Regions from separate parts of the Mus musculus genome. Here region 2 is linked to region 1. A link is a loop called in an ENCODE intact Hi-C map of the cell type or tissue named here. Cell type or tissue: left cerebral cortex. All regions are shown on one strand. Each heading gives the region's core, and the rest is flanking DNA. Links, peaks and the distances in the headings are about the cores only. Region 1 holds the start of Brinp3 (bone morphogenetic protein/retinoic acid inducible neural specific 3). Region 2 holds the start of Rgs21 (regulator of G-protein signalling 21).

Region 1 (15,924 bases), core at 5,167-13,166:
GGTCTCATCACGTTGGAAGAACGTTGAAAAATGTTTTGAGCAAGTATATTCTTTCATCTGATTTTCCCTCTGTTCATTTAGCATCCACTGACTCATCTACTACAATCGTATCCTTTTTTGTTCTGTTAAGAACTGAATTGCACATTACTTTCTTACTATAAAGTCCCATTAAAACCATCCTTGAATAATACCTTACTGTTTTTTTAACATGTGTCATGAGAACTTTAGAGCCAACTGATAATATATTACACTTAATATATTCTCGTCTCAGAACAGTGAAACAGAAGACAATTTAAGATAAAGGTTAAACAAATATATGTGTACAAACAGAGTGGAAATAACAGTTGCAGACACTAAGATCCAAAGTGGCTTTACCATTCATGCCTTTTTGGAAAGTCTTACATCTTATAACTCATACTTTATAAAATAAAACTCGAAAATAGTGATCATTATTCTCTTACTTTCATGAATATCATCCTCAGTTTTCTTTTAGTAAAGATGTTGAGATGCTTTAAAATAGTGTTACTATCAAACAATTTGCAAAATGACCACTAGAAATTTGTTCAGCAAAAGAAATGATACTTCTTCTAACTAAAATCATACTAGAAATAGTCTTAAGTAAGTACACTAAAATCCAGCCAGAAAACTCTAGAATTGGGTCACTGAACAGACAAAATTTGTATTGTGAAGGACCAAAAATACCTCAGAGTTTACCCAATTTGCAAAGAAAGGTCACAGCATAATTAGACGTTATTTTATTAAAAAATGTAAATAATAATGTGTTCTCTGGCTATATGCATAAAAATTAAATTAAATTTAGTTAACTTTCAAGGAAGACCCAGCTTTTAAAAATGTTAAATAGCTTATGATTGATTATTCAGACCATAGAGGAATTCCTTAAAATTAAAGATAATTTTTTCAGAGAAGAATTTCAGATAATCATTATCCAAATATAAGAAAATTAAGTATGAAGGATTCACAATTTTTTGGTAGCTCCCAATTATGTCTTCTTCCTATTTATAGATGCCACTCCATCCACAGGGTAATTCCACGATATTTTACACAGCATGAAACAGGGATGTGTGACTATTTCTTTTTTTCTAGTATACCTTTAGTTTCAACAACCAAGTCCCACAGGGACACAGACCTTATAGAATTTGACACACAAACACTTAACTATAATAAAACACAAAATTTGTGAAGAAAGTCCTTGTGGTGTCAATCTGAGATTTTATTTACTTTAATTATGAAAACTAAATGAGCTAATAATTAAATAGTATTAAATTAAAATGTTCTTGATTTAAGGAATCTGGAATTCTTTTGAAAAAAAATGAATGAGATCGTGTAAAATTAGAATTCTAACACTTTTTTCTCATTTCCTGACTTCTTTGTCTCTTTAATTTTTTCCTTTAATATACATAATAGAAATATATTTTGAATTGACCTTTCTCTAGGCCGAATCCTTAAAAATACCTCTTCTTTAAAGAGAGATATATTGACAATATCAAGATTGGACATTCATGACAATGAAATGGGCAAGCAAGCACCACATCTCTCCTATTGGCTAAATAAGTGCAGAGAATACTTCAGATAACAAAGACTTGTGGACCTCTGCCTTACCATTGCTTAGATCGGCCATGTTTCTGTTGTATTTCTAATGCTTTATGTACACAATTAACAGCTTTTTAATACATAGTTTTTGTTAAGAATCAAAAATAAAAACATAGAGGTTATCTCACTAAGCAAACTAAGTCAGAATTACCTATTAAAAAAAAAAGTAGGTAGTGCTCTCCAGTACCTTCTGAATACCTACTGACAGATGATGCCAGAAATGTACATATTTCTAATTGAATGGTGTCTCTTCACTAACCTTTGCATGTCTGACATGAGTGACAGATATACTAGCTAATGAAATAGTCTCACATTACCTGATGTTAGTAATATACTGAGATGAAATTAAGTGCTTTTTTTTTTTAATGGAAAGCATCTGCTTGTATACTGTTCCTCAAAATAGAAATTTAAGAAAATTTAATAATTTCAAGAACAACTCTGTGCAAAATATTAATTTAAGACCTATAATAGTCCTAACTATTACTAGGTTCAAATGCTGATGCACTAAATTTGGATAGAAAACTTAATGTAAATTTTCATTAAATATAACACACACATATATATGCATATGTATACATATACATATATTATAGCTTATCTTCCACATTTCAATAACCATCAAATATTTGAAGAAAATTCAGAAAAAAATAAAGTGGGCAAAATTATGTCTGATAATTAGAGAAGAGTGACTATTAGATATTCCTGTTATGTTATGAAATGAACAGTAATTTGGAAATCAACTAAGTAGAACATAACAGAAATTATTTCACAAATAATAGTCACAGGAAAAGCTATTTATCACACTTAACTGAGGCCTACCTTAGTGATAACTACATTACAATAGACAACTTATATCAATAGATAGGAAATAGTTGTGTTTACCTCAGACATTTCTAAAAGACAGCAAAATATAGCCAATTTTGGTCAGTTTTGTGATGAAATAACCATGTAGGAGATAGATGGATAGATTAAATTTCTGTTTGCTTTATGCACTATGGATCATTGAAAGTAAACAAGTATATTAATAGGTCATCAAAACAGTTCTTAGGAGCAGCTGCCTCTTCCTTGAAATCAAAATTGATTCTTCAGTTAGCTGTTGTCTGGATGGGTTCAAATGCAGTAAGGCAGTAGTGGTCTTTGGCTCTCCTGCCAGCCTATATGCAACACACTGGAATTTTTTATACCTTCCAAACAAACTCAACAATGACATGTTAAATATTATGAGAGTTATGGTTGGATTTAAAAAAAAAGATGCAAAAACCTCACCATACATACTAGAGTTTACTGTCATTACAAAATATGATCAAATTTGTTTCCCATATGCAGCTTACAATTCAAATACAGTACTGTGTGTATATTATTCAATAATGATTGTTTTATATTTAAAAATAATGGTAGTCAGTTTCTAGTGGTAAAGTTGTGGAAATAGATTGTTATAATGGAAAGAGGAAGATAGAGAGCATTTATTATGTTTTAAACCATGAGGATTTTTACTCATTAAAAACACAACAGACACTTGGGTTTATCACCTATCCCAATCTCTTCCCAATTTCAATAGTTGTGTTATATATTTACATTAACTGTGATAGAAGACCTTGTGCTAATTAACATATCTCAAAGCAGCCACAAAGATTCCTGTATTCAAAGTATACATATATCAGTTTTTACACAATAATAAACAACTAGAATAAACATGATTTGTTTTGGTTTATTTAGTTTTGTCTCTTACACAAGGTCTCACTTCATATCTGAGACTGGGATAAAACTATGTAGCATAGACTAGCTAGCTTTGAAGACAGAAAAATTCCCTAGCTTTGGCTTTCTGAATTAATGGATTTTAGACAAAAAACAAAAACAAAAAACCATCAACAACAGCAATAAAGAAAAAATTGTGATTTTTAAATATGGCAGTTAAATAAACCCATAATGTTCAAATGCATTATTTAAAATAACATTTTCCCCAAACTAGCTTATGTCTGTGAATCTCATTGTTTTAAATAGAAATTGCATTTGAATAAAAAAGGGAATATATAAAAAGTTGCATGTTGTGTACTGGCCACTCTTTGAATCTGAGCGATCTGAAACGCATGCTCACTCAGGTCTGTTCTTCCCAAGGCTGGATTGTTTTTTAATAGTGTAATATTCTAGAGATAGATTTAAAAATTAACAAGATGCAAGAGTCCAGAAAAGTTAATAAAATCTAGCTCAATCCTGATGAGGTTGGCTGATATAGAATTCAGGAAGAATAAGTCTATCTGTAAGTATTTCTTCACAGTAAATCTATAATGGAATTTAAATGAAACACACCATTATGAGAGAATAATTCTTGCATAGCATAGTGCTATAATACGTTTGAGTGTAATGTTCATATATTTATTAATCCAATCAATAAATGTGTATTTTATAGATTTAATTTTCTGGAACTATAATATGATAGTTCCTTTATTAGCTATTAAGGAGAATTTGTTATACTTTGGGTGCTCTTAAGGCATCTAGGTAAATTAGGGTTTATATATTAAAACAATACTTAAAACAATTTGTAAAATAGGTCAGACTATGGATAAGTATATTTTAAACTGTAGGCATAATAAACTTTTACAAATAATAAATTAAAATTGAAAATAGTAGATACTGATTCAGTGTATTGTCAAGTATGTAGATTATGTATCACTTTCTGCATCACAATTTGTATTTCCTTAATTGAAAATAAACCTTCAAACAACACACTGATTTCATCCTTAAATATGTAGTAATGCATCCTATCCATCAAAAAGTATTAATTATGTAAATTCATCTTAGAGGGAAATAAATTTGCTACTGGATCACAATTGGACTTATGTCACTTGTTAAAGAATGAAAACTTTGTTACTTTGAATACAAATTAGTAAACACTTGAAAACTCTTTGCGTTATTTATTTTAAACTTTATTAAGAGCAGTAGATTCATAATATAAAATAATTATCTGTGAAATCCATTCAATGAGATAGAAATATTTGTGATAAATTGAATACAAATGTTCTTTGTGGATCATCAAATATTTTTAAAAAGGATATAAGAGTCTAAAAATGTAAATGTCAATTATATTTGAAGACCATTGTGAGGGGTTATGTTTGCCACTTGATACCATTAAGATAGTCATGAGCTAGTTCTTGGTAAATTTTTCGGGCATTGAGTCAATGGAAAGCCCATTAGTACTCAGATTAAATTTCAAATTCAGAGACTTGATTCTATTTTATAAAAGAGAATAAACATTGTTATACACTTTTATTATTTAAACAATTAAAATTGGCCATCAAAAGACAATGATATTAAAACAGAAAGTAGTATTGCTAACATTTGATCTCAATGGGAATTTATATATTTTAATATGGAAGTTATAAACTGATATAATATACATAATGATATATTGAAATACTGACCAGAATAATACTTCAAAGTGTTAAAATGAAATTCACCAAGTAACTACTAAATTAAAACACTAACTCTTCAGACGTCATCCTCCTTCACTTTAGTAAACTATGAATATATAAAAAATACGATGAAATACAATTTAATTTTTTACCACTTTAACATTATTATATAAGACTACTTTTTATTTCATTTGAGAATAGAGATTATCAAACTGATAAATATCAATCTACTAAGTATCAGCATTTTCTTTCATTAATTGATAGCAAGAAGGCAGTCAATTAAAATCCTCATTTTCTAAAACTGTATGTACTTTCTTAAAAATATAAAATGCAAGGTAAATATTCTGTCAATAAAACAACATCTGCAATGCCTCAACAAGTGTGTTATTTTACTTTTTAAAGGGGGAATAATAGTAAAACTCAGGTGGCACCAATACATCATAGACTAAGAATACTTCATAGTCACATTAAAAGGGTTGAGTCAACATTTGTTCTTAAGAAGTTATAACACTATACTGAGACTAAGAAATCCAAAGATACAGGAATCCTTGGAGTGGATGAATTGTGGTATTTTTGTAGCATGTTTGCCTTTAACTCCTTTCAATTTTATCTTGGCATGTCCTTAGAAAACATACTCTACTCTTTGTTACTCATGTGAGAAATAAGAAAATAAAACTGGTGAGAACAAGTCTTATTAGGACAATATAAATGAGGTAGAACTAAAATGGAGATGCAGGAGAAAGTCTTCCAAAGTTCAACTTTTCCCGTGAACTTCCTCTTCAGAGGGGAAGTAAGTAATGGAAAGAGTCTTCAAAAAACTATATCATTGATCCTATATCCTAAACATAATTACAAACATACATGGGCTTCTCTTTTATTAAAAAAATAGATTTATGTTAATCTTGTCCCATACTGTTATTCTAGTTTCATTTATGCTGGAAGTATATCAATATTAATGTCCATTTTCTATATTAATAAAAATTTTTGAATCTTGCTCTTACCAGTATCTTTTCATTTGAAAAATGATAGGAACATACCTTTTAACAGCAAGAAATAGAAGTTATAAAGACCCCAACTATGTTTCTTCTCCCTCGTGCAGAACACGCCTATGCAGAACTATTTGGGAAAGCAATTGTATTGCACTTAATAGCATCAGTCTAATACACAGTTAACTGTAAGGATGGTGTGTGCATGTATTCGTAACAGGAGTCCAAACACCTATGCTTTAACAAAGTTGCTTCTTTCAACTCAGATTTGATTATTTAGCTGTAGTGCACCAATAATTTTGTTGAAAACAAGCAACAGGTACTATAATTTAAGAATCATACATTTATACAATAATGTTGGTTTTCTTAAAGCAAAATAGCCTAAGAGAGGATGAAATAATACCTGATTCAGTTAAAAGTAAATGAAATTGATCCTTAAATGATCTCCTGTATATTTCACTGAAAGACTATGACTTAAAGGGCATTTCACATAAATATATTCTCCATCAATCCAAAATTGAATACAGATGCACACATCCACATAGAGATATAATGAGCATGCTTTTTACAACAACCTCCAGAGACTAAAATGTAAAAGAACTGGCAAATTGAAATTTGTTAATGACTTTCTCTTGTGGGGTAAAACTGCCATTTGCTTCTAACTAAGAAAAGTACTACAACTTTGCAGCTTTCCAACCAAAAGTAGCAATTATTCTTATTTATTCAATATTTTATCCGGGAACCTTACAAGCAGAAAAAAATATTGACTCAGAGGTCTAAGTCAATAAATGTAAGCACTAAAATTATTTCACAGATATTGTAAAGATAATTTCCTAGACAAAATGCTATTAGCAACTGACATGGCTTTATGATGGTGTCTTATTAATTTGATGGGTTTTCTGCTTCACTATCTGCAAATTCTCAGCTCCTTCAACTCTAACCAGAATTTAACAAAATGAAGACAGTAATAATAATAATAAAATACATTAGACCCTGCAGATGTATTATTCTACTTACATTCAATCTGATAATGGAAGAAATCTATTGGCTGCTCAATCTATATATCTACCAAACTTTGACGAAAAATAAAAAGTTTATTTTAGGTGTGTTTCCATAATTTTCTCCCTCCCTCTCCTCTCCCTCCCTTTTTTTTTTTCAATTTTTCAGTTGTTTTTCTTAGACGTAGATGTATCTGTACCTGGGGATCATGTAAAAGCCTGCCTTTGGGTAATCTCCTCCTCCAATTTTATAAATCCATTTAATATCAAACCCGAGCATTTTTGCTTTCAAGATTGAAAAGATAGTATAAGGGTGTCCCCAAAAACATTTTCTCAAGTAGTCAAAATTACTTTTTTTAGTTCAAGAGACCCTCGATAGTTCTTCAGTTGCCCTCTGTATAGGAAGGTTTGTGACCTCAGCAAAAGACATGGTATAAGACATTTCTGCAAGTGCCACTTCCATATTGCATTAGGACCACCCACCCCTTCCTCTAACTCTATACCTTCCCAATCATTGCCTCTCCTCGAGGTCCATTTGATGATTTTTCTACCACTGTTCAACATTTAAATAAAACCACATTAAACATTTAAATGAATGCACATTGAATCACTAAATGATATTAAACATACTCATGAATGCAAATATTAAGAAGTTATGCATCTTAGAACCATCTAAAAAATGCATGTCTTCAGTAGGTCGGAATAGAAGTATCATCACAAGATAGGTCAAACACAGGCTATAAGGTTGCTGATATCACACAGACCTTCAGTCCTTACCTGGTTAACTGCATGATGACAAACAAATCAAAAGAAAAAGTCCCTAGATTCTGAATCATCTGTCTCCACGCTGCTCTGACAGCTTTACAGCTTAGGGTTTTCTTCCTGCTTACACATATTTGTCTGGCAATCCTTTGCAAGGAATGCTAGGGTTAATCTGTAACCCAGGTCACCTCCTCCTCTTTTCCAACAGCTGTTTGACAGCTCACACAGAAGAGAAAGTGCATTTTACCCTTTCAAGTAGAACCTACCCTGAATCTCCACACCAAGGCTCCCTTTACAAGGAGGTCCCTGCTCTGCTGGAGAACTGATCACGTTCTGGACCTAAAGGAAAGTACAAGGCTTTCAGCTTCAACTCTTAGGGACTGGGAGAACAGCCATCAAAGACTTCAACTCTCTTCCCCTGTTTGGCTACAGACGCTGCAGAAACCCGCAGCCCAGAAGCGCCACCCCCTCCCTGGTGGTCACCACTGGAGCTGAGAGCCCAGAAATCAGTCCTCTTTCTCTCAACCCCACCTCCAGGAAAAGGGGGTGAGCAAAATAAAAAGAGAACTTTATAGTGGCTTTAAGGTAAGGTTGTATCTGCTGAGCCTCAGACTGCGGATAACATAGCATTCCAAGCCCTGACTCCAAGTTGAAACCCAACTCACTTCACCCGACCGCCCTCCGGATTCTGTGAGTTAGTGGAAGGAGGAAAGGCATGAGTGATGATTAGCAATACTTAAACACTGATCTTAAAAAAAAAAAAAAAAAAAAAAAAGTACTTCAGCTATCCTAAGCCCTACTAAACAGACAGATAACAGCAAAGATCGGGGTTTTTAAAAAGCAGCATCCTGGGGAAGCATCGCGCGCTGTGCTTAGACTCAGCTCACGAAAATAATAAAGAAATTGCAACACAGAACGGTGTTAAGAGATTACAGAAAAAGCAAGTCTTTCTTCCACACAGAAGAGGTTTGGGAGCCCAGGAAAACTAGACAGTCGACGTTGTGGGAGGTTGAAAACCCCTTGTGAACCTCACTCTCCTGGGCTGCAAATGTCCACCGTGAGCCGCAGGGCTGAGAGCGAGCGGAGCCTGCGCCAGCGGGTCGGGACTCCATCCCCACCCTCGCACTCCCGCACCAGCACTGAGCCCTGGACCAGCCAGGCTACTAGGCGCTTTGCCCTCCACGTCCCCAGAACCCAGGAGGCTTAGATATAGCCTAGGGCTGCCGCGGAATCTCCAAGACACACTCGCCTGTTGCTAGCCCTCTGGTTAAAGCATTCTTGGCTGCAAGAGCCTGTCTCTCCTGTCAATTTCCCTCACAGAAGGCAGAGCTCCTGGTTCTAACACAGCAAAACGCACTTACCTAGACAGCGAACGTCTGTGCCTCACTGTGTCACACTGATTAAGCAGAAAACCGTCTGACTGCACTGAAAGTTTTCTCCCTTCTCTCTCTCTCTCCCTCCACCCTTGCGCAACAGCAGTAGTCCTCTAGAGAGGGTATTTGAATTGGCGAATTACACCAAAGCCTCTTTTCTTCAAATGAAGTCACGGACGCTAATGGCCCTGGCTTGTAAGGCAGGACGGACCAAACTGAACTGGCACAGACAGCAGGTAGACTAGCGCTGGGTGAGGGACGCCAAGAGGTGCGGATCACTGTGTGAGCCCCAAATCCTCTCGCACTCGGTGGGAAGCAAAGGGGAAAGCCCTGGAATCTGAGGAGGGGGAGGGAGATGGTGCGATGCTGCAGCTGGAGTACTTTTATGTCTGGAAGCTTTAAAGCCTTTTGAATTAAAAAGAAAGGAATCATTGCCTAGATTGTCGCATCAGCCATCAATGACTGGAACAGTTCTTTCCCAGAAATTAAAAAGAACACCCCCCCCCAAAGGATAAAAAAGAGTCAAAATAACTTAGGAAGGAGAGGCTTAAACAATAGATCCTCACCTCCATCCACCCCAATAAAGGGGGATTGTGCAAAAATTTGTGCTTTACAGATTATGACCATGTGCATGTTTGTGATTGATAATTACCAAACTCTTGGCCAAATGTGAAGTGAAAACCAACATTTAAATGCTCCTCAAAGCAACTCGGAGGAATGAGAAGGATCATCAGTTAAAGACCATAGAAATGTTCATAAAAGCACAAAACAGGGACCATATTAACATACTTATTAAAAAACTGAGGGCAGGGGTGGGCAAGTGTGAAGACGGAGGCAATTACATTTTTCATGTAAAGTCCCTCCCTGAATTTCAATGTGTTAGAACCCAGATAATCAGTGGCTTCTGAGAGCTCTCTTCATCTGAATGGAGACCTCCCTGACCAATTAACTGTCCCCAGCACAATTTACAAAATCTAAATGCATTGCAAAATGCTGCCTAGACAGTAACCATGATGACCAGAACAATGTGCCCAGGAACATATTGGATATTGTGTAAAGAATGATGCTCTCAAAACTCGGGACTCTTCCTGGCCATGTAGTGACATGTCAGTATGTAGGATCCTACTAAATCACTAGACACACTTAACCAAAGTCCTCTCTCAACCATTCAGTTGTTTAGGATGAGATGAACACTTGCTGACCTGGACCACCTTCTAAAGATCAGAGAGACTAGTGAACTTTCTCAAACCCATACATAGCCAGCCCTCCTTCAGAAATACCTATCCTACAGGCATTATCATAGACTAATAGAAAAAAAATACCCCCTCAAATGGCACAATGCTGTGTTCCAAGAGGGGTACATTCCTGGGAGGTGATGTCCACATTACCTGATAGAAACGTATAAGGATTGAGGAATTTCTTTTTAAAGGAGGTATTGGGGTAAGTTATTTCATGGGCTACATCCTACTAGTTCGATCATGTACTAATGGTCACACAAATAAGTATTTGCAATCTGAAATTAACTGAACAAAGAACGCAGAAAAAGACAGAGACAGAGAGAGAGAGAGTGGAGAAAAAGTAGTGCTTATTTTTTAAAAGTAAAAATTAACACAAGTAGTAAAGTACTCATCACATATAAAGAAATACTTACCAGAGGAAAGTTAATGAAGCAAGATGAGTGTGAGAGAAACATATCCACGATTCAAGGAGACATCCCATGATCTTCCAAAGCAGTGTAGAGTGGTGAGCTGCAGGAAAGTAGGAGTTGGAAACACTCAGTAGTTCCTGGTGGCATCTAATCAGGTGAAAGTCACTTATTCCAGGGGCCAAGAACCCAAAAATGTTAAAGAAGTGCTTTCTTTCTTTCTTTTTTTTTTCTTTTCTGAGAATGGTTAACAGTGGGAACCTTTCTTATGATAATCCTCAGGCAAACAAATGTACCAAACTGGAAGTACCCACAAAGTGAGGAAGCTGGGTAACCCAAGAGAACAGGATGAATAAGACAAACAGATCTCCAAAGAGAAGTGAAAGGATGTGTTGTAAACAGGAGTAGACAACTAGTGAGCTAGGCTGTAGTCATCTTCAGAGAGCAGCAGCACTGATTTAGGCTGCTGGGGATGATCCAATGAGAATTCAGGAGAGCAGCGCTTCGGAAATCCTGCAGGATCTTCCCACTCACAGTTCTTTTCAGAGTTTACCTGCACTGGGAATGTTATCATTAGGATTAATAGTATTCCATCAGTGCATTTCACTAGCACTTCCTTGGAATCCTTTCCCTTGCAGAAACTGATCCAGGCATAGTAAGAAAATCGACTTAACACACAGCCCAAATAAACCAGCAGGACCGGTCCCATTGCATTGATCTAATCCTCAGCGATTTTTTTTGCATAGACAGGGGCTGGGAGGTGAATGGTTGAAGGTCGTAGTCACTCAGAGTTTTCGAGGGCGCTATGCTTTGGAGGGTTAGCAAGATGACCAAGAGGCTGATGATGGGTTACCTAGGCGGCAGCAGCCTTCCTAGGTCCCACTTCCTCGTTAAATCATGCAGCCTGTGTTTAAGGCAATTGCTTTCAGTACTGAGCCCCTGCGCTAAAGACCATGCTACAAGAAGCTAGATGTTAGGGCAGTCCGAGAACTGTCCCTGGTCCACTGGGGGTGGGGTAGGAGGGGTGCACGAGTGGCCGTCTGTGCCATGTCTGCCTTGCATTTGATTCCAGCAGTTACCAAGCTAAACTAGAGAAAGAAATAGCTTTGTTGTGGATTGCATTGTCGAGCCATTTTCGTGTCCTGATACCGCATAAACGATCACCTGATCGCTGGATCGATTGGGTAAGATTAGCCTGATCTCTTCTCCCTTTCTCTTTTTGTGACCACCCCCTGCCATCCCTTCGCAGTTCTCTCCCTAAACCTTTCTTTCTCTGCTTCCATCCCTATCTTCTCTTCTCCTTTCCTCTCGGAAATCTACTGTCACTGGGGAACTTGCCTGTTTGAGCTTATAACACTGTAACCGATTTATTTATTTATTTATACCACGGATTGACCATCACCTCCCTTCTAAAAGTATTTTTGGGGTGGAAGATTCTGGGTCCTTATCTTTAGAGATTCTCTGAATGACCCAGAAGGTGTGTAGAGAGTACAGTCAGGTAGGAAAGTCCTTAGTTAGCCCTGGATTCCAGCTCAGTCTTGCTGAAGCTTACAAATTATATATCTGTCTGTTTTAGAAATCGAAAGAGAAGGTAGCTTGGTAATCGATTTATTTGTTGTAGAAACTGAGTTCCTGAATGGTGGAAGGGTTAATCATTTACGGAGGATAAAAATGTTCTTCATAAGTAATCTTATTTTCTGCGGTTGAAAAGGCAACACATTGCTTCTCAGCGACCCATCCCCCACTCCATTCATTTATATCCTTTCTGTATGTAAATCACGGAGGAGCTGGGTCACTGGAAATTTTCTTTTCCTCTTTCTTAGGAGAGTAGAAGCCTGCAAATGTGAAATTGGGGGCGGGGGGGGGCGCTTTGGAAACAATATCAACATTTTAAGGTCCTTCCTATCTTGTATAAAAATACTCACAGGTAAAGTATCTTTGGTTTCTTAAGGATTCCTCTCACCTTTAACTCTTTCTTTTCTGGAAATGATGTGAATTTTGGTGTAGCAGCTCATGTTAAATATACTATAAGCACACTTTAGCTAGCTCTGTTTTAAAATTAATACTGTTTCAGCTATAGTAATAATGCTATTGGTTGTTTTACCCCATCTTACAGGAAAGATAACATTAGAAATATTTTATTAAGTATGTATCTTAGTTCCAATTCGTATATCTGATCCACTGTCCCAATTGAATATTTGCTGGTCGTGATAAAGATTTCTGGCTTGCCCAAAGTCTATAGCACACCCACTTGTGAATGGTTATCTTGAAGGGAGGGCATGTACAAACTTGTGAAGGAGCTGAACAGCTCTTTGATAGTACTGCGATTATATTCTGCTAAATGTGGAGAATAACAAGTCTTGAAACTGGCATGAACTTGGATTATAAGTGCAAGCTGACGATTTTGGATCCAAAGTATTACACGATGATGCCAAATAGAAAGCATTGCAATTTTGAATTACCAAATATGTTTCACTGTCAAAACATGTATATTAATTTTTCTCTGTTGTTAATCCTAGTGTGGTACCTTATCTCCAAATTTCAATAATAAAAGATACGCTAATTAGTGTAAACATGCATGTCTTTTGCAAACATGAGGACTTCATTCTCAACATAAATATATATTGAAATTCTATTGATTAAAAACAAATTTATGATAACCATCATTATAGAAGTCTGTACTATAACATAAAGAAAGGAAGAGAGCCAAGTGCCATGCATCTGAAACAAATTGAAATATGTGTGCTCAAGTATCTGTAGTGTTTATTACTGTCAAAGACTGCAAAACACAAACATTTTGTGATGTAGCTTTCCTTTTTCTTTTCAGGATGCACACTGTCCTGAATGCTCTGACAAAGTAGAAAATTTCTTTGGTGTCTCATTGTATAACAGGATGGAGTATTTCTGTGTATCTCTGTGTTTATTACATAGGCTGACAAATTTTGCCAAGAGGACCTGAGGATACATAAAATGCTGATATCAATATCTTGAGATATGCTCACTACCAATACAGCTTAACAACTGTGTCAAATACAGTCCATACTTTCTTTCTCTGAGAACCACAGAACGCTGTCCAAGGACACTTACCTAACTGACAGTTAAGAGGAATGTGCTATTTATTTAGGACCCAGTCTGACTTTTGTCAGACAATTGAAACACAGTTTTATTTTATAGGCATCCACAGTGATGTACTCTTGTACTCTGTATTTGTAGCTGTGGTGAACTGAGGCAAGCTTAGACTGAGTATTAAGACCTTGACTCAACAAGCATTGTGTTTATGTGGTGTATATTTGTGTGTGTGTGTGTGTGTGTGTGTGTGTGTGTGTGTGTGTGTGTGTGTAATGTTCTTAACTTTTTAAAAGGCCATGAAAAGAAAAATTCATTCGATGAGTCTTAGAAACGTAAGAAAAGTTTTGTATTTTTAAAAATATTATTAATTAATTTATATGTTAGAGTAAGCTGTTAAACTATATGATTACTCAAATATACCTTCATGTAATGTCATAGACATTGTGTCCCCTGTCTTGTTTTCAGAGCAAATGTCTTTTTTACAATGCCTTGTGAATGTAAGATGTTTTGGTTCTAAGCTGAGAGGGTAGCTTCTTTCATTCCAGGGTGCTCATCTGAAGGTGCTCATTTAGTGGATTTCAAGCAAGTGATGGGTGTTCTTTGCCTTCTTGTCGTATCTTCCTTCATAGCTACAAATAAATATATTTCACATATTACCTCACTAAAAAAATCTGCCACAGCAGCATTCAAATGATTTAATGCTAGAGATGGATTGTAGAATTAGAGAAGGTTCTTCATATAGCTGGATCTGTGGATTGGTCATTCAGAGCCCCCTCTGAAAAAACAGAAACACATTCATATTCTTTTTATATTATTTGGTTGTGTGTGTGTGTGTGTGTGTGTGTGTGTGTGTGTGTGTGCAGAAGCTCACATGGGGAATCACCTTTTCCACCATGTAGGGTTCCAAGATTGACCCCTCACTTTTGGGGCTTGGTGATAAGAATTAACCCTGCTGTGCTGTCTCAACATTGTCCTCAAAATAAATACAGAAATCATGCTGCAGGTTGCTTACACAGAAAGTATCTATATGTCATGTTATTTTTAATATTAAATCTAAGTTATAAGAAAATATAAAATTAAGAACCCATTAAGGAAAATTTTATATATGTATATGAACTGGATATGTAAATATGAATATATATTATTACTTACAGATGAAATTTGACACAAATTTATGCATGCATATTTGTCCTCACTACAATATTGAAGTTTACTTACTTTAGTCTCCTTGCTGTTTACTTTGTCTTCAGAGCTTTCACATCGAAAGTATTCGAAGTTGCTTTAGTACCTCTGTTTATAGTAATTTTCACATTTAATTTATAAGATCAAGATGCTGTTAAATAAACTGATTAAGTGTATTGAATCTCAAGTAAAAAAAAATTGGTACTAGCCCGTTTATAAAGATAATTTATTCTGTTCTCTCACACTAATGAAGAAGTTAAGAACTAAAGGTGACTTGGTTATTATCAGCATATGCCACGGAGTAATCTAGGGGACCCGAGATGCATCTTCTGGGCTTTTCAGCTACTGTGAATTCTATAGCAACTGAATCCTTCAGTAGTTCTTACAGGAGTTATCATTTGAGATTATGATAGAGAATCAGTGGAAGGAAAGAAAAACACTACAAAGACCAATAATGTGCAGCTAGCGATGTCAGAACATGTAGGAAGTTACTGTCTATATTTCTGTTCCAACTGACGCTATAGATACTCCTCTGCCCTCCCCCAAATGAGGAGTAAATATTTGACATCATAATTCTGGTTTCTCATGGAGTTCCTTCAACATTCTGTGTGTTCTATGTTCTTTAGGCAATCACACTCTCACAGTATAAACTGTGGAAAGTCATGCTGCGTGCAATATAATACTCCACTAAGTTACATTCAATTTACCTCTTAAATTTCTAATCTACATGGAAAATGGGACTCTTGCAAAGAGAAAAACAACCTAATAATCCACATATAGAACACATGTGACCTAGAAATTTTCTCATAATCAAAACATGCAGAACATTACTATATTTTATTACATTAATAAAAAACTTTCCAATTTATAACAATATAACAAAAGCTT
Region 2 (15,924 bases), core at 2,836-10,835, 1.9 Mb after region 1:
TAGAGAATATGTGGTACATTTACACAATGGAGTACTACTCAGCTATTAAAAATAATGAATTTATGAAATTCCTAGGCAAATGGATGGACCTGGAGTGCATCATCCTGAGTGAGGTAACCCAATCACAAAAGAACTCACATGATATGTACTCACTGTTAAGTGAATATTAACCCAGAAACTTAGAATACCCAAGATACAAGATACAATTTGCAAAACACATGAAACTCAAGAAGAACTAAGACAAAAATGTGGACACTTTGCCCCTTCTTAGGATTGGGTACAAAACACCCATGGAAAGAGATACAGAGACAAAATTTGGAGCTGAGACAAAAGGATGGACCATCTAGAGACTGCCATATCCAGGGATCCATGCCATAATCAGCCTCCAAAGGGTGACACCATTGCACACACTAGCAAGATTTTGCTGAAAGGACCCTGATAGCTGTCTCTTGTGAGAACATCCGGGGCCTAGGAAATACAGAAGTGGATGCTCACAGTCAGCTATTGGATGGATCACAGGGCCCCCAATGGAGGAGCTAGAGAAAGTACCGAAGGAGCAAAAGGTGTCTGCAACTGCAATCCTATAGGTAGAATAACAATATGAACTTACCAGTACCCCCTGGAGTTCATGTCTCTAGCTGCATATGTATCAGAAGATGGCTTAGTTGGCCATCAGTGGAAAGAGAGGCCCATTGGTCTTGCAAACTTTATATGCTTCAGTACAGGGGAATTCCAGGGCCAAGAAGTGGGAGTGGGTGGATAGGGGAATGGGGGTGCTGAGGGTATGGGGGACTTTTGGGATAGCATTGGAAATGTAAATGAAGAAAATACCTAATTAAAATAAAATGAAATAAAAATTGTTTAAAAGTAAAATAAAATAAAAATACCATGCTAAAACAAAAAATAAGAAAGAAAGAAAGAAAGAAAGAAAGAAAGAAAGAAAGAAAGGAAGGAAGGAAGGAAGGAAGGAAGGAAGGAAGGAAGAGAGAGAAAGAATGAAATAAAGAAAGAGAGAAAGAAACAAAGGGGGAGAGAGAGAAGATAAGCAAATTCAATCAAAATAAAAAAGAGGGGAAATGAATGTGTTGGCAAAGAATAGAAAAGGCCAAGAGATTTAAAAACATCAATAAGAAAAGAGAAAAACGAAAGAGCGAAAAATAATCTTCTAATAATGAGAATAATAACGATTAGCCTTCCTTCTAAGCATTTCACTGTTGAAAATAAGCCTTAAGCCAGCTGAATCTTTTATTTTGTCAACTTCTCTCCCTTCTGTTCTCTATATAGCTATCACCCTGGCATGGCTGTGTCAGCTTAAGTTCAGACAGACACTGTCTTGTGTATGTCCTTGCTTTCAGGTATCTGAGATAGCTCACTCAGTTTAAAACAACAGTTTCTCTCTCAAGATAGTGCTTTGCCCTGGCCATCATAGTCACACAGAGTAACGGAGTGATATCATTCTTCACTGCTGACTCATCTTGACAAAAGAATCACAGGCTCACCCAAATTTGAGTTTGAGGATTATGGGATCTGAATAGTACCCTCTCTTTCTGCATTACACCCTTGAAGCTATTCTGCTTTGAATCCTCCATGCTGGGCAGGGACTGTACAGGTGAAGCTCTGTTCTGTCAGGCTTCTTTTCCAAGTGACACTGGCCTTTTGGCCACAATTTTCAAGGATGCTGTGATTCCTGAAAATCACAAAGGTTTTTTTCTTCCTCTCTTTGGAATAACCAGTTGTTTCCTTACCCATTGTAACTGCATATTCAGTTTTATTAGATAGAAGTACGGGGAGAATCTGTGTTCAGTGTCTGGTGCTCACTGCAGTAACAATTTCAGTTTAACAGGGCTTGGAGATTTGTTTGTTCATAATTATTTATGTAATGAGTATATGAAAATGAGCATTCTATAAGCACTTGTGGAATTAAATATTTTTTTCCTTTTTAAATGTTATTGAAAAGGTGAGGAGAGATAACTTTTCCATATTCTTTTCAGACATAGCTCTTCCCAAAGAATCTGCCTATTTAGTTGTATTTTATGATAGCAGTCAGAATAACTACAGAATATTGAGAGTCAGGAATTTAAGGCAGAGTACACTAATAGCTGAGTAAGGTACTTCAACAACATTTTCCCATGGATACATCAATTTGAAGAGCTATCAATGTGTCCAACTTCTACACAGGATGTAAAGAAGCTCTAAGAAAGACTATGGTGGCACCAACCAGATAAGCCAATCCTGATGATCAGGATCCACCTTTCTGTCCCCTTTGCCACCAGCTGTGTCATAGCCTATGTAATCTGATAGAGGAAGACTCAAGTATGACTGAGTATTTGGGCTTGCGGGCCATGAGAACATGACCAGAGGAGAAAAGAAGAAAGGAGAATGAAGGGGGAGAGAAGCTTATAGGCTTACATTTTTAAGTTAATGCCTAAATTAGGTCAAATTTTTCACATACTCTAAATGACTTATTCAGACACTTATAACCTGCATGAGTTGTCCAGATTTCTTCCCCATTCTGGAAAAGCATCCAGATATCTTAATCCTTATCTGTGCCTTTCTTTATTAGAATAGTCTCATTTTTATATCCCAAAATCTTTTTCTGAAGTAACATATTTTATTTTTTAAAATAAGATTTTTTAAAAGCCATAATAACATTTGTATGAATTTAGCAAGTACATTTACAATTTGTTGTAGAATTTTTATGTTTCTTGGGGAATTCACTGTGTATTCCCTCTTTATAATATCCCAATCACAAATGCAATTTATGTTTTTGCCAAAGCTTACTCTGGGGAAACAAAAATTCATTTTCTCTCTCTCTAGTCCCACCTTGAAACCTATCAAGTATTTCTGGTGGGACCCAATAAAAATGAACTCATGACTCCCCTAAAATCTGTATCAAAGTTATTGAGGAAAATTGCACTTTGTTGATTTAATTTTTAATCTATTTCATAGTTTGTATAGTCCATAGAATGATCTAGCATGAACATGACTTTTGATTTTAAGTAAGTTTTAGTAGCAAATGAAGAAAATCAGCAGATGCATAGCAAAACACTTTTCAATCTATATTTACAATCTTCCCTCGAATAAACAAAGTCAGCCCTGTCAAAACTATTATATTACAGTTACTGGTTGAGAAGCTCTTGGGCAGGAGGGCTTTTCCTTGGATGAGAACAACATTAGTCATTTTTACTATAGGCATTTCTCTCTCATGAGATGAGTGATAACTTGTGCTGGAAATAGTTCAGCCATTAGCTATCCTTAAGGACACAATGCCTTTATTCTTGAGTTGTTCTCCTGTTTCTAGTCACAAAGTCAGGAGATCAGCCTGACCCAGGACAGGAACTTTGGTGAACATTTTTGGACAAACATGCTTTAGTCAGATGTGGAAGAAACAAATCCTATATTTAGAGACAGCTTCTTAGCTTAAACAGCACAGGACAAGAGACATGTGCATAAAAGGCATTGGCTTTTCTTTTAAACTGAACTCAGTAGCTTACAGTGAATAGGAAACATGCTGTTTAGTCCTGTGACAACTGTCTGGTTCCCCAAAACACCTGTCCTCCTTACCACCTGGATAGATATGTCCAAATGAGTTTTATCTTCTGAAATTAGCATTGGGAATAGGGACTGACAGGAGACAGACAGCATTCTCTTTCCTTTTAGAGTGTAATAAGAAGCAGACCATTTGATTTTTCAAAGGTTGCCCTATGGTTTCCTTAAGCATTAAGGGCATTGTGTGGCAATCTGTATTCATGATCAAGGTGACAGGGCTATGAATCTCTACAAGTGTCTAACCCTTCCTGACAAGTTTTGGGGTGGGGATCTGCTTGAAATCCTGCACTCATAGCCTGTGTTTCTGTGTCTGAAGATGGAGTCAGACAGCCTGACTAGTGTAACAAGTATGCTTCCTCTTGCACAAAACAAGGTTCTATCATTTCTCTTTGAGCAATGGCGGTGAGGATGTTCAGAGATCTAGGCTTTTGAACTTTTAGGAGGTTGGAGTGTTTCCTGTGAAATTGAATTTCTATGAGCAAGGGCTTTTAAGGGAGATTCTGTTTTCAAATTCTGTAACATGGTTGGCTAACTCCACCTTGCTTATAGACTTTAGTGAGCTCTGAATAACATCACAGGTAAAATAAAAGCTGGACATTAGGAATTCCCTTGGACTTCTCTGTTCTTTTTACAGAAAAGATTCACAGGTGGAAAAATGTTTTTTCCTAATTCCAAGGGGGTTAATTTGCTCTAATTTTCCAAGAGACAAGCTGTGGGGATCCTGAAGATGGCATTCATCCACATCTGTAAAGCACAAGCAGTTGGAGAGACTGATGGAGGGAAGCCTAACCCTTGAGTCTCTCAGGTCAGCATCTGTAGAGGGCATGTAATAAAAGCAAAACTTGGATGACTCAAACCCCCTCGAGACTAGATCCCAGTGCAGGACTGATTCAAGTTTATCCAAATCTGCTGTTCCAGGCCCTGGCTATTTTTATCTGTAACCCAGGTAGCATTCTTGGAATTATTTGAGTTCCCTTCTAATCTTATCAGTAAGATGTATCAAAGTGAGAAGCCCTTCATTCTAAGTGGTAGACACCAGTCTTCTGCTTCAAACTTGTCTGACAGACAGAACAAATTGGCAATCACTTAGTCAAAGAGATAAAAGTTTTTCTCTTTCCCAAAAGCTACATAATGGTTTAAGGTTCTTTCATAACCTAAAGTAACCCCTTGCATGTCGACAGAAGTGGCCTTACCCTATCCCATGGAGTAGATACACGAACAAGTGATAGCTAATGAGGGCAATAGCAGGAAATACATTTTGAGAATTTACAACAGGTCAAGGGGGAGAGGAGAGGTTAGTGTTCTGATGAAATAGAAAGGAAAGTTGCTCTGCTGTAGGGTTTCCCTAAACTCAGATTCATTTTCTTAATGTATAAAGCCATACTGTATTTTTAAAATCCAGATTGGGAGCAAGCTTGAAAGGCATTCATGATCTCTGCTCAAGAATGCAGAATCCTCAAGTTACTGTTAAGAGTACCTAGAATCAATGTAAAGCCTCTCTCAGATAGCTTCTATAAAGGAAAAGAGAAGAAATTCAGCCATCATCCAAATGTTAGTTCCAAACAATAGTGGTCCTGACTCTTTTTCAGTGTTGTAAAAGAGACAAGAAAAGGATAAATGATGTGGACCTTTTATAAAAGGTTTTGTCTGTCTCCAGAGAAAGAGTAATTTCCTAAATATACCACTCCTTTTAGCATCTGTATCAGGTTTTCCCCTGACCATTGTGGAGTATCATCTTTATGGAGCCAAGCTATAGGTTAGTGATGGAGTGTTAGTCTGCGCTCATGAACCTCTAGTCACCAAATACATTAGCATGCTTTCTAAGATACACAGACATCAGAAATAAAAACAAAAACAAAAACAACAATCCATCTAAGGGCACTTTCATTTTTAGAAAGAATAAGAAACAAAAATAATCACAACTGTTCCAGGATGACAAAAGGGTGCTGGCAACTTACAGCCACACCCTCTTATCCTTTCAGATTCGGCATGAATTATATTCAGCTTGGTAATTCAGGGGAACTCAGAAAAGAGATAATCTTTCAGAGTCGTAATTTGGTTCATTTCCTTCGACAAGTAGAATTAAAAGGCAAGAAAAATCCTGACTATAACATGTATCCATGGGGGAAATCTGATACACAGTCAGAATTAGACCTTAAAGAAAGGTTTTTGAAGTGTATGCATAGCAAACCACACAAAAATAAACATCTACTGAGAAGCAGACCTGGGAACTTGGGAAGTTATATGTATAAATCACAATCAATAGAGTTAAATGGGTATTATGCTAAATATAAGGAAGATATGTAGTAATGCAGATTCATAACAAATGGATAACAAGATTTGTTTCTTCTATATGCTTTGTTACAAGGGGAAAAATACAAAGCAATTGCTTCGATGTTGGCATACTTGCTTATGAAAGAAGTTTAAAAGCACTTAGGTATGAAGCTTTGCTATTTTAATGCATGATGATCACAAATTCTATATTTCACTTATGGTCCTCCCCTGTGATCTTGTCTACTGTCTAATGCTATAGACATCGAAAATGTCAATTGTTAGACCAAAAAAAAAATGTTTCTCATTTTGTAAAAAATCTTCAAGAATCCAGGATCTGAAATAGTGATCATATTTTGAACATGATACTGTAACTGTCTCAATATCTCTCTGTTAGCTGTTGTGGAAAAGTTATTAATTTGATTATCACATAAGTATTTTATTGGAAATGGCATATTATAGAAGACTGGAAAATCAGATTTTTCTTTCTGAGCCAGGCTATTCTCAGATTCTCTTGATACCCTAGACTAGCATTAGACTCTAAGCCCTCTTAACATTACCCGCTATGTTTCAGAATTAAATGTAAAAAACAACATGAGAGACTAAACATGTTTTCAAATAGCACAGTACAATACTATGTAAAACCATACAAATCAAAAAAGTCATTTTTCTAGATGCTTCCCATAAAACACATTAAATTGCTATCCTCCTAAAAGCTTTGTTGTTTCCATGTTTCTACATTAGTTTTCGCTGTCATTGACTTGGCAAAATGTATTTAAACTATTTATCTATATCTGTGGCTAGGGTCTCTCAATATATAGTTGTGAGATGCAGATCTAGAAATAATTCATTAGTTAAGAAAGGATTGCAAATGTTCACATTTTAGCTAATTTTCCAAAAATGACATTTTGCATTCTCATAAAATTGAAGATTGCTACATGGCATGGTGACACACATGCGTGACAGGCAGAGGCAAGAGAATCAAGGATATGAAGCTAGTCTGAGCTACATAGTGAGTTCAAAGTTAACCCAAGGTACACAGAGACCTGGTCTTAAAAAACCAAGGGCTGAGAAAGTCGATGAGTGGCACAGCATATGGAAGACCCTTTGTCCCTCAGCACTTAAAAAGTGGTGGGTGGATCAGATCCTATTTTGCAATCTTACCTAGCTAAGACTATCCTGAATATAATGGTTACCACATTATTTCTATAATAATAGTGGTAAGGATTCATTCATATATTTATTGGTCATTTTTGGGCTTTATTGCCCAAAACTTTTCTTTTACTGCTGCATGCTTAGCTCTTCTTTACATGTTTCCAGTTGGTCTGTGACTAACTTTTTGTCATAAAAATGCCTTGTGATTTTTGTTTGCACAGATTTTGTTACATTAAGTTTGGAAATGCCACTCTGTGGCTTGTGTTTTCTTTTGCTAGTGAAATAAACCATGTATTTAACATAAACTCCTGACATCTACTAAATGTGTAGAATTAATAAACAAATGACAGTATGTGATCTTTATTAAAATATTCCATCAAGCCTGCTACTGCTTGCAACCCAAACCTCAGGAAGTGAAGGTAGGGGATTTAGAAGTCCAAGGTCATTCTCACCTATATACCAAGCTTAAATATCAGCTGATGTATGAGGCCACGTCTCAAAAACACAACAAAACAAAAAAGTCCTCTTGTAGTCAAAGAACTGTATGATTAAAGAAATATACATAAGCCCATTTTTAAAAAGCAACCACTTAAAATCCTTAAAATCATTTCAATGTTTAATAGGACCTTCATAATCCAAATTTTTAATAATGTCAGAAAATTATAGAATTTTTTTAAAGAGATCCTATACTCAAATCTATCACACTGTAATGCATATCACTTCTCAGGTTGAAATAATAAAAGAAAACTTAAAGAATGAGATACCTTTTTTAAAGTGGAATAAACAAGTGAGCCTGCAATGATTTCACTAATGTAGTCAACCACTGACATCTATTGGCAAAAAATAAGTCAGACAGGGTTAGCTAAAGTGAACAAAGATGGGATTTTTAAAATTACCTTAGTTTGAATATTATATTGACTTAAAAATGTTTTTAGTCATGGTTTAGGTTAAGTACAATAAGACCCTGACTAAAAACACAGAGCCCCAAACATGGAAAGGAAGCGTTTACAGTGGCGCAGATAACCTTGTAGGTTTTCAGATCAAGAGTATGTTAGAAATGAAAACCCATTTGTTATTAGAAGAAGATTATGCTTTAAAGTTTAGAAATTTAAGAAAGAGGAGGCAAAGCCCCACAAATTGCTGCCAATTTTCAAGAGACAGGAAAAGACAGGTTGATACATTTTCAAACAAATCAAATCACTAAAGTTTTCCTTTGGTGTACAGTTGTGAGCTTTTGTTCATGTATCAAACAACTTCTCCATTTTTTTTTTCTGTTTGACTAAGTATGACTCCTTTGACTTTCATCCCGACAGATCCAGGAATCTGTCGCCTCAAGACACCTGTGCACAGTGTGATGCCGTTACAATAGCAAGCTTGTGCAAATATGACTAAAATGCTCAATTATAATTTTAAATATTAGATACTGTAAAGAATGTGATGCATTATGACATGGAGGTAAGCAGCTCAGAAATCCCAGCTTTCCTGTAACCTACAAGAAAATAATAGAAAACGAGAAAAGGACGATATAGTTTGTCAGCAAAGAGCTGTGCTATTACATGTTGATGGATAAACTACAGCTGTAAAGAGGATAAAAGGTAATTGGGCATAGGGAATGCATAATGTCATCAGAGACACATGTTCGGGTTATATTAATCCTTCTTTGACACTAATGGGAATCAAAAGAGGGAGAGAGCCCTGGGAGGGGCCATGGAGAGGAGACTCAGCAGGAGGGAGAAGCAGGGGTCTTGATGGCAGGGGATGAGCATATTTGGAAAGGTAACCCAAGCAACAGACTAGTGTTAAGGGGACAGAGTGAACGTTGTGTTGACTTGGAGACAGTGCAAAACAAGTAACACGGGACACATTCTACTGGGTTCTGTGTCCTTCGGAGGGTGCTGTGTCCTCTGGAGGGTGCTCTGATTTTGAGTGAAGTAGAAAGCCATATTACCCAAGGTTCCAGAGTGGGACCTGGGTGTATACAAGGGAAAACTGTACACAGATGGCTCAGAGACAACTGTTCCAATGGGGTAATTGAAAGAAAGAAGCATGAACAATGCAAGAACAAGCTAGAGGACTAAAGGAAAGGTTTATGAGCAAAGCTCAAAATTAGTTTTCTCTCTTTCTCCCTCCCTCTTTCCCTTTGTCTTCCTCTTCCATATCTAGAAAGAAAAAAAAACAACAAAAACAAACAAATCAAATAAAACAAATGAAAATCACCATCATAGGAAATCTCTAGTGGGATAGTCAGATGTTAGCCAGATATTATCATTTATTTGCACTGTAGCATAGTTTGATGAAAGCTTCTGTTAAGAGTCTAAACTCGTGATTTATATGACCAGAGTTGCCACAAATGAAAAACACTTTTAACTTTTCAAGTTTATTCTAGATGCATAACAAAGCTCAGTTTCGATTTATCCTAACATCTAAAACTGAATTATTCTCTATGATCATCTAATAAATCTGTTCCCTAAAGTTTCTTCCTCGGGCCAGAGGACATCACTTATTATTAGATCCATGTTCTGTTGAACTATAAAATTCTAGTTGATAGAATTGCTTAGTAACAACATAATAGTGTAGGCTAATTAGCACATCAATACCATATTCAGATTTGGAGCCTAAATGGAAGAGTACGGACCTTCAGCGGAAGCCCTTTTCGTTGGGGTTTGCAGATAATTTGGTTTGTATCAAATGCATTCTGCTGGCCATGTTACCAAGGAGCCACCTCTGTGTCAATTATGAGCTACAGATTTATAATCAGCAGCTCTACGTGAGACTCAGTGGGTGGCACACTCTCATTTCCGTGCCTTCCCTCCAGTGCAGTTGATTCACTGCAAATGGGTCATAAGTATGTTCAAGAGACAGTTACCCATTCCGTGCAGAACTTTGTGGAGCCGCGCTTCACCAATTCCATACCTGCAAACACGGCCCTGAACTGTTTGGAAAAAACACTTTTTTCCTCCAAACCTTACTTCTATTTTATTGTTTATTGTTGAGGTGCTGGGAATAAAGCCCAAGGGTTAAAACACAATTCCGGCCTGGCAAAGAAGCCCCTATCACTGAGCGCCACCCTCAGCCCTTTTAAATGCATTCTTTTTTTGTTGTTGTTAATTTTTTATTAGATATTTTCTTCATTCACATTTCAGATGCTATCCCCAAAGCCCCCTATGCCCTCTCCATGCCCTGCTCCCCAACCCACCCACTTCCGATTTCTAGTCCTGGCATTCTCCTGTACTGGGGCATATGATTTTCACAAGACCAAGGGCCTCTCGTCCCCTTGATGGCTGACTAGGCCATCCTCTGCTACATATGCAACTAGAGACAGTTCTGGGGGTTACTGGTTAGTTCATATTGTTGATCCTCCTATAGGGTTGCAGACCCCTTTAGCTCCTTGGATACTTTCTCTAGTTCCATCAATAGGGGCCCTATATTCCATCCAATAGATGACTGTGAGCATCCACTTCTATATTTGCCAGGCACTGGCATAGCCTCACAAGGGATAGCTATATCACGTAAGAAAGAACCACCCAAAGACTGCCCCACGCAGGGATCCACCCCATATACAACCACCAAACCCAGACACTATTGCATATGCCAGAAAGATTTAGCTGACAGACCATGATTAAATGAATTCTTATTTCCTGTCCCTACTGTGCTTTTTGTTTCATATCATTCTCAGACATCCCACTGTCTGGTCTTCTTGACCATCATAACATTCACATTTCATGTGCCCAAATTACTTATTTTGCAACAGCAAAACCCCTTTAAAAACTAATTTTACAAAGCAACAAGAATATTAGAATATGGATAACTGTGTTCTTAATTCTCCCTTCCTCTCTTCTCCCTCCCTCTACCCCGCCCCCGTGTGTGTGTGTGTGTGTGTGTGTGTGTGTGTGTGTGTGCTGCTGAGGAGCTTTAAAATTGCTTTACTTTCACTTTCTTGTTTCTGACTTCCATTTTCAATATCCTTTGCTTCTCACTGGATTGTGAATGTGCCCTTTCCCTATGTCTGAAAATCTTTCAACCTTCACCATTCATTCTAAGAATCAGCAATACGTTATGTTTTTATAGAACCTTTCTTCCAGGGAACAGAGAGTGTTTCATATATATTACCACATTCATCCTTAAAATTTCTCTCACAACACCCATAGCCCTGACTAAAGTATGCCTCCATCGAAACCCCTGGCCATATCTTTAGTTCTTCTTTCCTTGGCTGCCTTTTCTATAAACTCTGTAAATCAGTTTCAAAACCCAGTGTCTGGAGCAAATATGCATAATTCTATCACACAGGTGACCTTTCTTTCTAACCCTGTGCTGAGAATTCACTGGCTCAGTTTCAAGGTTTTGCCTGTTCACATGGCAAGCATGAGGTTACTAAGATTTTACCACTTTTCTGGGACTTTTCTTTAATATAGTGAAATAATCTAACTTTGAAACAAACTGCACCTGTGTCCCTATTTTCAACGATGTCACCTATGTTTGTTTTAAATTATATTTATATCCTCCTTTTGTTTATTAGTTTAGTTTAAGTGAAGTTATATCCTAAATTATGTTTGACCCATACTCATGTTGATTTTTTTTTTATTAAAACATACTTTTTTCCAGGAGGGATGGCTAGCATTTGCTTGTATTTACGATTGGGGCAGTCTGGTGGTAAATGCATGAGTGTGATACTTAATTTACTCCTTACAGCATGTATGAGCTCCTGTCTAGAGCCTGCATATTAATGGTGGAGCATGAAGCTCTCCAAATGCAGAAAACTAGGCCTAGGACAAACATGCTGATTTGTTGAAGGTAGGTTTGTGTTGAAGTATATCCACATTTGAATCTGTTTTCTCTAAGCAATTATTTAATGTATTCAAAGCTTTACAAAAACAATAGATACATTTTTGTTTTTAACAGAATTCATCAGTCCTCTATAAAATTGTTGTCCTATGTCTGAGGACTAAATTCCAGGTGGAAAGCGGTTTGGAAATTTAGTCTAAATTCTGACTACTTGAAGAAGACCATCAATATTCAAATGTGATGACAAATTGAGACTCAAAAATAAGCCATGTTCTTTAAGCTCACTCAAAATGATTAAAAATTCCCTCCAGAAGCACCAAGTCCTGAACATTAACTACTCACCAATATGCATTTCTAAATTTGTGTGTGTGTGTGTGTGTGTGTGTGTGTGTGTGTGTGTGTGTGTGATTGTTCATCTCATATGTGTATACACCTCTTCCTTTCACATGTGACTATATAGGAAGAGAACACAGGTGCACAGGTCTGTATAGGTTAGAGGTCAACATTGGTTGTCTCCTCCTCACCTCTCTGTATCATAGATTTTGAGAAAATATCTCTCACTGAATCAGAAACTTACTGATTTGTCTAGACTGACTGGCCAGAAAACATAGGGATCTTTCTACCCCTATGCCCTCAGGAATGGAATATACAGGTCCACCTCAGGGGCTTCTCAACTCTGTGTGGTTGGTAAGTATCCAAACTCAGGTCTTCATATATTCACATCAAATGATTTAACTGTATAACACATTTTATTAACTCTTGGTTTCGTGCTTTTATTAATAACACAAACCTGTTGAAAATTAAAAGAAAGTAAATATTATTCTAGATTTGTTTGGTATTCAAATTTTATTACATTCATTTATTTCTTCATTCATATGAAAACAAACAAACAAAAAATCAACTTGCTAGAATCAAATCTTTTGTACCCAGGGATTAAAATAGAGGTTATCGGGCTCAGGAGCAAGTGTCTTTACCACTGAGCCATCTCACTGTCTCATCAACTGGTTTGCTATATGGTAAATCATGCCATAGTGAACCCATATTGATGTGATTTGATTTGTCTTCAGTTCATAAGTAAAAGAGTCATTAAAGATAATCTCACTACAGTAGCTGGTATACTTCTTTTATATTTCAAGTATCTCCTATTACTCTCAAACTTATTAAATAGTTGGACAATTTTCTCTAATGTCTTCTCTTAATAAAGATGTTGTTTACATACCAAAAGCTTGTTCAGTATTTTAAGTGTCCTTCAGATGCACGTTGATTGCTTGAAACTAAAGAATAAGGTATGCAGATGTGAAATGAAAGATGAATTTCCCATGCAAACATTTAGACCATATGAAGCCATGCAAATACGACCTTCAGAAGGAAAAAGTTTGTCATTATTTTTTTTTCAAATTGATCTCTGTCGTCAGAGTACAATTGCAAAGTAAAGATTTACATTTTTTTTGACTGAAAAAATAATTTACATACCACAGGGTAAGTGACTTCACAGTGTGAAAATTCCAGGATACACATTCAAGCAATAGGTCATTAAACAGAGACCAGAACAGTTGGGGGTAATGGGTGGATTTGATTTATTACAACTTGATAGAAACAACAAGATCCTTCAAACTATAATTTAAATATCTGCAGTATGAAATGAATTCAGTGATGTTCAGAAACTAAGCTAAAGAATAATGTGGTTGTTTAAAGATTGTTTAGAAAATAAATATACATGGTAGGGAGTATGCTATAGAAAGGTTACCTGTTGGAAGACAAACACATTATAGAAGCAGGATCCTCGCATCAGCCCCGAGAGCAAAGAGCACATCAAGGGAACAAGAAGTGGCTTCCTCTGCATCACATTTGTGTGAGTATAAAGTCATTTACACTTTGTTATTTAAAAAAAAAAGAATCTACTACAAAGAGGGAACTGATGACATTTGAACATAAAAATTCCAGATATTAGATCGTATTCATCAAACTCAGCAAGCTGAGAATCATAAAATGAAAAACTTTTTACTAGCTAATCATTTGCTAACATTCACACAAAATAATATATTGTCACAGATTGTCAGAGCACTGACACTCTGCCAAATAGTTTGATTCAAATTTGAAAAGGAAAATTGAACAGAGAATAATATCAGACTCCACAGGAGGAAAGAAGAGACAAGATGCAGAACCACCGAGCCCATAGGAAATAATTACCAAATCCCAAAATAATAAGTTATTTTTAATGTGAAGATGGGGTTAAATATAGGATGTAGTACATATTTAATATAGTTTTTTTGCAATTCACCTGATTTGGACAAAACTTAAGATGGCAATCATAGTACTGCTAAAATGGATACATATAGCTTATTCTTTTCACCAGTCTTTTTCGATTTTATCTTTAAGGCTTAAAACTGTCTTTATTTCACACAAAATAAAATTTAAAATACAATGGGAGCTTTAGGTTTTTTTAAAAAAATTAGTCCATATAGGTTTAATTCTCAGCTTAATAAGATTCTGATAATCAATAAGTGCATTCCTGGCTCAAAATGAAATGGTTCCTGTATCTTTGTCTCTCTTCTTCCATGAGCTAGCTACATTAGTATTTATGTGCACACATTACATGTTCAAAGTTTGTATCATATGTCAAAATTCTGACAGTTCATTGGATCCTTTTCTAATATTTGTTGTATCCTAAAATAATAAGTATTAATAGCTCTACCATTTAAGGTCTGTTTTTAAGAAACCAATAGAAAATATTAAGGTACTGTATTATTTTATAAGAAATATATTCAATAATCCTAGAAATAACAATTATGCCTTCAGATGTACTTAGGAGATACTACCATTGTCCATATGACTTGAAACTAAATCAAGCAGCCAAAGAATTCACAAGGTAACAGTATTAATTACTTCTGCTAATTGCTTCTGAGCAATTGGAAAAGGAGTAAAACTTTAAGACTTTCTTTTTTGCTAAGGGACATCACGAGCTCTCACCCCATCAGACCACTTATAACTTCCTGTCTCCTGAAGTTGGACAATGGGTCTCTCAGAGCAATGGAATCTGTCGAAACTTTTAGTGATGAGCTCACTTCTTTGTTTTGGCTGTGCCATGATACTGTCCTCTCCTAAGGTTTTTCTTCTATGAGAAAAAGAGGAGGAAAGATGTGACTTAGAGGAACACTCCTAAGTCAGGTATAACTTAGTTCCTCATTAAGATGCTTTTCTATAGATTATTTCTTTCAAAGGCCATTACATTACTTTATCAGAAATGGATCCATCACTGTTCACACTCAAGGAAAAGATTGCCTATATAAAAAGTAAGACTTTTTTTTTTCATTAAACATTGTTTTGAAAGAGTAATTCATTCAAGAGCTGTTACAGGTGTTGTATAATTCTATGTCATCACCATCATCATAAATACATGCTGACCATTACACTTAACATTAAACTGAGGGCAGAAGTGAACTTTTGGGTAAGTATGGAATCATTCTGTACCAATTAACAAAAGAGGCAAAGTCAATCAACTTCTAGAGTAAAATAAGCTTTTAATTATGACAATTCATTTCAATTTTTTCATGTAGTTTCAAAATATTTTTTCTAGGATAATCAACTCATACAAAATAAAAGATGGAATATTTATTTCCACTTTTTACCATTAATTATGAAAAATACACAAAATTAATATTAAAGTATATCTCCCCATGGAATTCTCACTAAAGCTATGTGTACAAGTCACAGTTAGATTAACACCTGTGCAATGGACCGCTCATACCTATTTTTAAATTTGTCTGTTCATAAAGATGAAAAATTATAATTTAGTTACAGAAAATAATCTGAGGTAGACATTCTTAAGTAAGCACTTGATCTGATTCTGCAACAATTTTCACTTACAAGTAGACACATCTTTTTGTGATTTGTTAGAAAGGTGTCCCAGGGCACTTAGCTGGGTAAAATCAAACACCATTCTGCTACAGTGCATCATAAGGAGTATTTATCTCCTAACTGCTGTTCTTCTCTACTTTAATTTTGACCAGACCTTTTATCCTTCATTTCTTATTCTGTAGATTATTATGAGACTAATGGTATTTAGATTTAAGTTTCAGCCACTGAATTATTTTTCTTAAGCTATAGACAAAATCAAAATTGAAGCGAGTATAGTTTCACATCATATCATTTGAACCATACCATGTA

The links. Peaks named below come from ENCODE experiments on the same cell type or tissue, not always from the same donor. Only the 100,000 strongest peaks of a DNase experiment are listed, where the experiment ranks them.
Region 2: a loop joins it to region 1, with 3 times the contacts of the local background. A loop is called at or near these places in 2 of 42 quality-filtered maps.

What each region holds. Positions count from the first base shown.
Region 1 is chr1:146,490,945-146,506,868 of GRCm38, reverse strand. It overlaps Brinp3 (bone morphogenetic protein/retinoic acid inducible neural specific 3), which reads right to left and starts at 11,203. Exons shown (of 8, transcript NM_153539.3): 1 at 10,792-11,203. Gm29514 (predicted gene 29514) reads left to right here and starts at 11,707. Exons shown (of 4, transcript NR_166160.1): 1 at 11,707-11,969. In left cerebral cortex, for the core only: a CTCF peak has its summit at 8,241; DNase peaks (open chromatin) are centred at 11,301, 11,879, 12,467, 13,055 and 4 more places; H3K4me3 peaks cover 6,623 bases; H3K27ac peaks cover 5,825 bases.
Region 2 is chr1:144,565,047-144,580,970 of GRCm38, reverse strand. It overlaps Rgs21 (regulator of G-protein signalling 21), which reads left to right and starts at 13,304. Exons shown (of 5, transcript NM_001290269.1): 1 at 13,304-13,609. In left cerebral cortex, for the core only: a CTCF peak has its summit at 7,811; a DNase peak (open chromatin) is centred at 7,807.